2 separate regions of the Homo sapiens genome follow, and region 2 is linked to region 1. A link is a contact called in ENCODE Hi-C or POLR2A ChIA-PET data. All regions are on one chromosome and are shown on one strand. Each heading gives the region's core, a stretch centred on a gene start or an enhancer-like site at or near the end of the contact. The rest is flanking DNA. Distances are from core to core; before and after follow the strand shown. Region 1 overlaps TPRG1 (tumor protein p63 regulated 1). Region 2 overlaps P3H2 (prolyl 3-hydroxylase 2).

What was found. A loop is a pair of places that touch in the nucleus more often than their neighbours do. ChIA-PET counts read pairs that join two places held with the same protein, here RNA polymerase II (POLR2A). Pooled maps may share reads with other maps.
Region 2: a loop to region 1 is called in a map with no recorded cell type, with 4 times the contacts of the local background. The contact joins two enhancer-like sites. A Hi-C loop is called at or near these places in 2 of 37 single-sample maps with no recorded cell type and 2 of 50 pooled maps. POLR2A ChIA-PET finds 5 or more read pairs at or near these places in 1 of 52 experiments (PC-9).

Annotation. Positions count from the first base shown.
Region 1 is chr3:189,307,142-189,312,049 of GRCh38, reverse strand. TPRG1 (tumor protein p63 regulated 1) reads right to left here. Exons shown (of 6, transcript NM_198485.4): 5 at 1,511-1,664. Among named protein-coding and RNA genes, the nearest start is that of TPRG1-AS2, 69 kb to the right of the region's middle. RefSeq lists an enhancer at 4,073-4,132. Within about 2 kb of position 2,294, at least 3 of the 41 ENCODE cell types and tissues checked have a DNase peak (open chromatin) inside an H3K27ac peak, as active enhancers do.
Region 2 is chr3:190,100,071-190,104,815 of GRCh38, reverse strand. All of the region lies in intron 1 of P3H2 (prolyl 3-hydroxylase 2), which reads left to right. Among named protein-coding and RNA genes, the nearest start is that of P3H2, 18 kb to the left of the region's middle. Within about 2 kb of position 3,200, at least 4 of the 41 ENCODE cell types and tissues checked have a DNase peak (open chromatin) inside an H3K27ac peak, as active enhancers do.

The DNA of each region.
Region 1 (4,908 bases), core at 1,045-3,544:
TTGAAACAGAGTTTGAAGATTATGGAACAATGCATTAATGTGTTATTATTAATAAGAACTTCTAGAAACAGAGAAGTCTGATATTGCATTTGAAGTTCACGGCAAGAGCATGATGCAAACTCCCACTCTGTCCCCCTGAAGCCCTGGGTGAGTCTGTTCTCATATTCTTGCCTTCAAATAGGTGTTAGGTTGTTCTTATTGGTTGTTTTGTTTTGTTGGCTTTCAGTGGTAAAGAGTCAGGCTAGGGGCTGATGCTGAGGCTTGGGTTGAGAAATTTGAAATAGGAGTGTCCCATAAAGAGTGGCAACATGATCCATATACCAAGCTAGTTTAGTGTCAATAACAGCTTGGAGCCTGAGGGACACCGTGACACTATAAATCCCTGAGGACATTTGCATAATTCTTGAGAGGAACATTGACTTTTCATGGGAGAATAATGTGATTCGAGGTCATTTCATCTATGTATTATGGGGGAATGAAGACTCCATCTAGCCTGTAATCAAATATATGTTGCCTCAAATTCTTTTTAAAATCCCCAGGACCTATCAAGTTAAAATATTTTCACACACATACATATATATTTACACTTGCACGAATAGGTATGTTTAATGCAAGAAATGTAATATATGCCATCAACCACAGAAAGTCTTTACATACAGATTGCCAAGTTTTGAATTCATAGCAAATAAAGAATTGTAATATTCTGAAATGAATGACAGAATATAAAAGTAAACATAAAAAGGACGGAGAAGGTAAGAATTTCTAGGTCTATAAGCGCACTCATATGTATATTTGGTTTTATTGAAAATATAAAGTTTGATCTTTCACTACATTTTCAGCTCCAGCTGTTTTCCTTCTTGACTACTTAGAATGCCCCCGTTCTGCTTTAGATGCCTGGGGGAGGTGAGAGAATAATAGAAAACTGTTCCCTTTAGAAATAAGTCTAATATCTGCTTGATGAGATGAAATTTAAAGACAAAGAAATTGTGAATAGCTTTACACTTCATGGAGTATTTATACACACATCATTCTATTTAACCTTATAATGGTCCAGTGAGGTTGGGAGGAAAGGCAGTGCTCATTATCTTCATTTTAGACGTGAGACTACCAAGTCTCAGAAAGACAAGTGACTTAATCGAGCATGACCATAGAACCTCATCGAACTATGCTTTATACTATTCCACACTTCCATGAATAAAATAATTAGAATGTGATTATATGTGGGAAAGTATATACACCATGTAGGCAATGCATGCAATTAGCAAGCGGAAAGCAGCATGTTATATATAAATATAATGTATATTTACATATAAAAACAGTTTGACTCTTTACTAAAATAAATTATAAACCTATTACCGTTTTTGTCTATATAAATTGCTGGTTTTATTTTATTTTATTTTATTTTATTTTATTTTATTTTATTTTGTTTTGTTTAGGAGTACACGTCCCTAGAAGCACATAGCTCCAGCAACAAAGCTAATCTGAGAGTAATACCCAAGATGCCTCCTACCTTGCAAATTTCAAGGAATTTCTCACTGGTGTATTTCATAGGATGCTCAGTGAAAGTAGCATAAGGAACTTCAGTGGACCATGGGTTCCAGCGGGACAGAAGAGACTGCTCCTCCGGACTCCCCCAGTAGATCCTAAGGCCTTCTCCTTGTCTCCTACAAGAAAGGCGTTTTCCATTAGATTAGTCATTTCCATTTCCAAAAAAAAAAAAATAGAATGTAATACATCAGTCAGCCTTCATATTAACTCCCAACTAGTTAAACTGTTCAAAAGATTTTAGGGGGTGAGAAGAAAAAGGTGAATTAGGTTTTAAAAATAGGAAATTCAAGGTGTTTGGAGGAATTCTATATGGGAAACACCTACTTGGAAATGTGAGTCTGACACTCAGAACAGTGGCTAGAGCTGGAAATACGGATATTGATGTCACACCAAGATTCTGATGGTAAGAATTAAAAGAGAAAGAGAGGAGGTATCAAAGAGGTGAACAGTAACAGAACAGTTCAGGTGGGAGACAGTTTCAAGAAGAAAGGAGCTGCCATGACAATAACAGTTTCCACAGAAGCAATAACTGACTGAGAAAAGACATGGGACTTCTTAAATGGTAGAATATACATGATTTTTGAGGGGGACGCTGACAAATTCAAAATGCTCTGCGACTTCAGATTCTGAATCTCATTGTCCTCTATTCTCTGCACACATTCCATTCAGTGAAATTGCAGCAACAAACATGTCAAAGCTTGTAGAAAGACTGTGCCTGCCCCTCCTGTTAAGTTCACAGTCTTAATCCACAAGATGTGGGAGGAAGCCACTCTGGCATAGCCCAGGCCTGGTCATTTGGTAAACCTAAGTGCAGAGCAAGAGAAAGTAAGCTTGAGATAACAGGGAGAGAACTCATGGTAGAGGAGTGTGGCCACATTGAATAACAAAACCGTGTTTCTGAGGCCTCTTTTGCATGTGTCCATCAGAATTTATGATTTGTGGTTTCAGGTATCTCTGAATGCAAAGAGATGCCCGGAGGTTAAGCCAAACTCAGGTGCCCTGCATTCGACAAGCTTGGAAACTAAGTTGCCTGTAATTCTAAACAGCCCTATGGAACTTCACGGATGTCTCATTTTGTCTAAAAATTAAATCCTGGGATTTCTGGAATGAAAAACCAGAGCTTAATTGTGGTGCCTTCACAAAACTGTCACTTCCTGTATTAAGGAAGGATTCCTTCGGGAATGCTGTTATGGTTTCTGAATGTTTATCCATGTGGAGATGGTATAAGCACAATTTCACACAAATGCATATAACACTCCGCTCCCCAACTGGTTAATACCTGAACTTTTCTCACAAAAGGAAAGTAAAAAAAGTCCCTGAAACATTCTGCTGGCCAGTTATCAGATTTTTGATGATTATATTTGAAAACTGACACCCAACTTTTTTTTGTACTTAATCCTTTGCCCAAGAAGAAAAATGAAAAAAAAAAAAAAAAGTATATAGGAAAAAAAAGACAGAGTTAGGAAAAAAAAGACAGAGTAAAGAAAAATATTGAGAAGAATAGAAAAATAGAAGAAAAATATACCTCTAAAGTTTTCTTTCTCCCTCTCCTTCTCAGCTAGTATACTGGCATTTATTATCCCCCAGCTCTTTTTTTTCTGGCCTGACAATAAACTCTAAACTCAATGAATATTCTATGAGTGCTGGTAAATGGAGCATTCTGGATTGAGTCCATTAAAACAACTTGCACAATGGAATTATTTACTGCTTCATATGTCAATTTATGTGCTGGGTGCAATTTTGCTTTTATCCAAAGGGGATGAAAATCTGCCAAGAGAGCTTGCCTAATAAGTACACATTATATTCTTTTACCTTAGGGAAACCTCAAATGAAGTTTGAGCATGAAATTCAAGAGGGACCCTATTTCTAAATAACCAGTCAATGTGACTATAAAAAGGACCTTTCTCAGAGATATAGTATACTTCCAAATATGCAAGTTCAGCCAACCTTCTTTCCTGAGCTCCAGAGGTGAAAACTAGGAAGATTAATCTGAAGCTAAGTTATCACTCCAAGGGTGGGGCTTCTCAGGCCATCCAGCAAAGCTGTTAGTATCACAGTGCTATGAAAGACGATCATCTTCTCTTTTGTCAAACACCATTAGAACAATCGTGGAGACTGCAGATGCCTTTATGACCAGAAATACTTTATTTAATAGTAACGTACTCACATGAAAGAAATCCTGGGAGGCGACAGAGTGGAGTAAAAGTGCAGTGAGCTGGATGTCCGGGAGTCCTGTGATACAGTCTCGGTTTTGACACTTAACATTGCGTGACTATGGGCAAGCTTATTTCTCTTTCTGAATCTGAATCATTTCTCTTTCTGAATCTTCTGAATATGTCTTCCCATATTTAGAAAAAAACAGGACTTCCTCATCTGTTCTTTAGAATCTCTATATCGAGACATTCCATGACCTCAGTCATGCTGTGTGAATAGTGTAGGTGGTCATGATGCCAGTAACGATCATCTGGTTGCAGACATACAACATCCATAAGCAGTCTTGGGGTATGAATTCTCTAGTTCAGAAGCATCTAATTAGCCCCACTGAGCAGAACAAGTCCTCTACTGCAAAGGTCACAGCAAGTACTATCCTATCATTCCAAGAGGCTTTCAGGACCTACCACAACATTTTACAAACATGGAAAAGCACAAATCAGCTATTTCTCAGTGGAAATGCAGATAAGGTTTATAAACTGTAGAATGTCAGAGCTAGAAGGGCTCTTGGAAGCTATAGCCCAGTGCTTCCTTTCTGTGGATGGAAAAAACTGAGACTCAGAAAGTACCAGAATTTTCCCAAAGCATCACTACAAGACAGGGATGAACTGGCAAGAGTCCTGGTTTCCTGAGACCTCATTCAGGGGTCTTTTCACCATTCTGGGCTAAGGCTACAAAATATATTCAAAGCTAAAGCCCTGCTATTGCATAACATAGCCTTATTTCCAATAGACACAAAGTTAAAAGAATTGCTCTGAGGAGGCTGTCATCATTCATGGGTGAAAAAAGCCTGCCTACGGATCCCAGTCAGTTATCAGAAGAAAACCTCTGTCTCAAAACAAACTATGCATTCTTAAATATACTCAATATGAGCAATTTTGAGACTATAGGAAAATAAGGAAGCACTGGATGTGAAGGAGACAATTACAAACAAGTTAAGTTGTCAGGGTGAGAAGATTGGGTCTTTGGCCAGGTGCGGTGACTCACGCCTGTAATCCCAGCACTTTGGAAGGCTGAGGTGGGTGGATCACCTGAGGTCAGGAGTTTGAGACCAGCCTGGTCAACTTGGTGAGACTCCCATCTCTACTAAAAATACAAAAATTAGCCGGGTGTGGTGGTGGGAGCCTGTAATCCCAACTACTTGGGAGG
Region 2 (4,745 bases), core at 1,951-4,450, 790 kb before region 1:
CAGTCCTCTGATTTCCGACTCTTGTCTCCATGAGATGACATCTGAGATGGATTTAGTTGTGGTTACATAGTACCACTGGGGGTTTTAAGTTAAATTTATTACAACTGATCAGGACATCCGTGCTAGGAATTGAAAGTAGGTATGCTTCTCTGAGCGAATATATCGTGATATACTAAGTAAAAGCAATTTCATTTATAGAGGCTTTGCAATCCTATTCTGATTTGCTTCCTGTATGTACTGTCCAGAGGCCAATCTTTAAACCTGGTGGTGTTCTACACTGTAGTTCATTTCTCAAACTTTGATACTGTTAAAGAAATTTAAAGGGTATTAAAATATTAAATATTTTATAATAATATTTAAATAATCCCTTTATCCAGCTCCCTCCTCTTTGAAGTTCTTCCCTCACTCTCTAGTTGGGAGCGGGAGGAGTGCCCTGATACCATCACTGGAGTGGAGGGGAGTGGGTGGAAGTCCATGCTGTCTCGGACCAGCTGACATAAAGGTGAATTGAGCCGTGGTTTTTGCCCCATGCTGTTTGGCTGGAGTAGGATAGATATTATCACTAATATTTCTGTTCTGCTATGCCTAATCCTTTGACTAGAGAGAGCATGCTTTCTAAATGATCTTTGAATGATGATGATGATGAATATAATTTGGAATGGATATGATTTCAGATCTCTAGCAGAGTTTTGTTACCAATACTTTACCACAAAAAGCTACTGAAGGCAGGGTGCAGTGGCTCACTCCTGCAATTCCAGCACTTTGGGAAGCCGAGGCTGGCAGATCACTTGAGGTCATGAGTTCAAGACCAGCCTGGCCAACATAGTGAAGTCCCGTCTCTACTAAAAATACAAAAATTAGCCAGATGTGGTGGCGGGCACCTGTAATCCCAGCTACTTGGGAGGCTGAGGCACGAGAATCGGTTGAACCTGGGAGGCAGAGGTTGCAGTGAGCCGAGATCGCACCACTGCACCCCAGCCTAGGTGACAGAGCAAGACTTCATTGAAAAAAAAAAGCTACTGAAAAACTTTTCTAATGTTGAATAAAAATCTCTAAGTCAACTTTGTCACCACTACTAAATTAACCATAAGTCGGTGAACCGGATTGTGCTATAGTTCATGTCAAGTTGTTGAGTATTCTTTCCTACCTCTGCTTTAGAAGTATGGAAAAGTCCCAGTGCTCTTTCAGCCTTGCCACCAGCCTGCCCTTTCACTTGTTTATATGTCTGTAGATGAGCTCCTCTAGAACACTGTGATTTAACTCTTCATAAATAAATACAGATTTGATCATCCTGGTCCACTTTCCCAATAAGATAGTTAACAAAGGTTTACCTAATGTGTTATTTATGGAAAACCAATTTACACAGAGTTTGGAATAGGGAAAAAAAGTTTCTAAGTAATGATTTCTTTTCCTGTAACCCATTGTCCCAGATTAAGTCTGATAGTCTTATGATCAATACCTCCTAAATTCCAGATTATTGTGTGTGAATCTTTGACCTAAACATTTACATATGGCTGATAGTACTATTTGAGTCTTGCACGTGATGGAAACTCATGCTTGTTGAATTTGAATTGTCAGTTCTCCTAGGACATAGGTTTGTCCATATGATTTTACACAGTTATTTAGAAAACTAGCATACCTCAGAAATATTGCAGGTTTGGTTCCAGACCATTGCAATAAAGCAAGCCTCACAATTTTTATTTTTTGGTTTCCCAGTGCATATAAAATTTGTGTTTACATTATAATTTAGTCTGTTAAGTATGCAATAACATTATGTCTAAAAAACAATGTACATACCTTAATTTTAAAAAATACTTTATTGCTAAAAAGTATCTGAGCCTTCAGCAAGATACAGTCTTTTTGCTGGTGGACAGTCTTTCCTCAGTGTTGGTGGCTGCTGACTGATCAGGTTGGTGGTTACTGTAAATTGGAGTGACTGGCATTTAAAACAAAAACGAAAACAAAAAAACAAGAAAGTTTGCCCCATTAATTAACTCTTCCTTTTTTGAACACTTTCTCTGTAGCATACTGTGCTGTTTGATAGCATTTTACTCACAGTAAACTTCTTTCCAAAGTGGTCAATTCTCTCAAACCCTGCCACTGCTTTATCAACTAAGCTTATGTAATATTCTCAATCTTTTGTTGTCATTTCAACAGTGTTCACTGCATCTTCACCAGGAGTAGTTTCCACATCAAGAAACCACTTTTTTTGCTCATCCTTAAGAAGCAACTTTTTATCTGTTCGAGTTTTATTATAAGATTTCAGTAATTAACTAACATCTCAGGCTCCACTTTTTATTTTAGTTCTCTTGCTATTTCTACCACACTTCAGTTACTTTCTCCACTGAAATCTTGAATTCCTCGAAATCATCCATGAGAGTTGGAATCAACTTCTTCCAAACTTCTGTTAATGTTGAAATTTTGACCTTCTCCTTATGAATCACGAATGCTATTAATGACATCTAGAATGGTAAATCCTTTCCAGAAAGTTTTCAGTTTACTTTGCCCAGATCCACCAGAGGAATTACTATCTATGGCAGTCATAACCTTACAAGGTATATTTCTTAAATAATAAGACTTGAAAATCAAAGTTACTCCTCTATTACAGGCTGCTGAATGGATGTTATGTTAGTAAGCAGGAAAACGACGTTAATCTCTTTGTTCGCCTCCATCAGAGCTCTTGGGTGACTAGAAGCATTGTCAATTAGCAGTAATATTTTGAAATGAATCTTTTATTCTGAGCAGATAACAGTGGGCTTAAAATACTCAGTAAACCATACTGTAAACAGATATGATGTCATCCAGTCTTTGTTATTCTATTTATAGAGCAAAGGCATAGTAGATTTATCATAATTCTTAAGGGCCCTAGGATTTGGGGGATGGTAAATGAACATTGGCTTCAAGTTAAAGTCACCAGCTGGATTAGCTCTAACAATAGAGCCAGTCTGTCCTTTGAAGCTTTAACATCCGGCATTAACATTTTCTCTAGCTAAGAAAGTCCTATGTGACATCTTCCAAGAAGATGCTTTATCTACAATGAAAATTTGTTGTTTAGTGCAGCCACCTTTATTAATTACTTTAGCTAGATCTTCCGGATAACTTGTTGCAGCTTCCACATTAACGCTTGCTGCGTCATCTTGCACTTTCATGTTTATGAAGACGGCTTCTTTTTTTAGACCTCATGAACCAACTTCTGCTTGCTTCAGACTGTTTTTCTATAGCTTCCTCAGCTCTCTCAGCCTTCACAGAATTGAGGAGAGTTTGACTCTTGCCCTGAATTATGCTTTGGTCTTAAGGAATGTTGTGGCTGATTCGATTTTCTATCCAGACCACTAAAGCTTTCTCCATATCAGCAGTAAGGCTGTTTCACTTTCTTATCCATGTGTTCACTGTAGTAGCACTTTTAATTTCCTTCAATCGCTTTTTTTTTTTTTTTTTTTTTTTTTTGCGTTCATGATTTGGTGAACTGATGCAAGAAACCTAGCTTTTATTCTATTTTGGCTTTTGACCTGCCTTCCTCAGTAAACTTAATCATGTTTAGTTTTTGATTTAAAGTGAGAGATATGTGACTCTTAACTTGAACACTTAGAGCCATTGTGGGATTATTAATTGGCCTAATTTCAGTGTTGTTGTGTCTCAGGGGACAGGGAGGCCTGAGGACAGGGAGAGAGACAGGTGAATGGTGAGTTGATGAAGCCATCAGAACACACACAACATTTTTCTATTAAGTTTGCCATCTTATATGGGCATGGTTTGTGGGGCCCGAACCAGCTGCAATAGTAACATCAAAGATCAGTTATCACAGATCATCGTAACAGTAATGGTAGCTATGAAAAAGTTTAAAATATTGTGAGAATTACCAAAATGTAACGTTGAGACATGGGGTGAGCACATGCTGTTGGAAAAGTGGCACTGAAAGAAGTGGCCTGATGCAAGGTCGCCACAAACCTTCAATTTGTGAAAAACAATATCTGGAAAGTGCAATAAAATGAAGCACAATCAGAAGCGGTATGCCTGTATTTACATACTTCAAAAACACCATTTTCTGCACTTGATCATAGTTTTGTAAAGACAGACCTTTCATGATGATACCAACTTCATATGTCAGTTTGAGAATAATAGCATGAAATTGGGTGGAACATTTTGGAAACTGTATTAGAGTGAGGAATATAGAAAGTGTGGCTCTAGTTTTAATTATGTTACTAACTCTGTAGGGCTTTATAATAGTTAACCTTTTCTTGGCCTCAGAGTCTTCTTTTACAAAATGAGGTGATTGTAATATGTAATCTTGGAAGTCTCTGCCAGCTTCAATATATTTTAATATTTGGCAGAATATTTCCACTGATAAAAAAATTTATTAAATGCTACTAAACTATGAAACTCTCAGCAGTTGTTCACTCCTCATTTTAATAAATCCTAGTATCTTATCCTCAATACCAAAAATTGTGACATTTAGACATTAAGATAATAAGCTTAGGTAATATAAAATATTGAATACATTGCAGAGAAAAATGACCTTGGCAAGCCTTATGCAATCATAGAAGTGTTTTTTTTGGGGGGGGGGGCGGCGGGGGGGGCGGGGGACGGAGTTTTGCTCTTTGTCGCCCAGGCTGGAGTGCAATGGCGTGATCTTGGCTCACTGCAACCTCTGCCTCCCCAGTTCGAGCAATTCTCCTGCCTCAGCCTCCCAAGTAGCTGGGATTACAAGTGCCCACCACTGCACCTGGCTAATTTTTATATTTTTA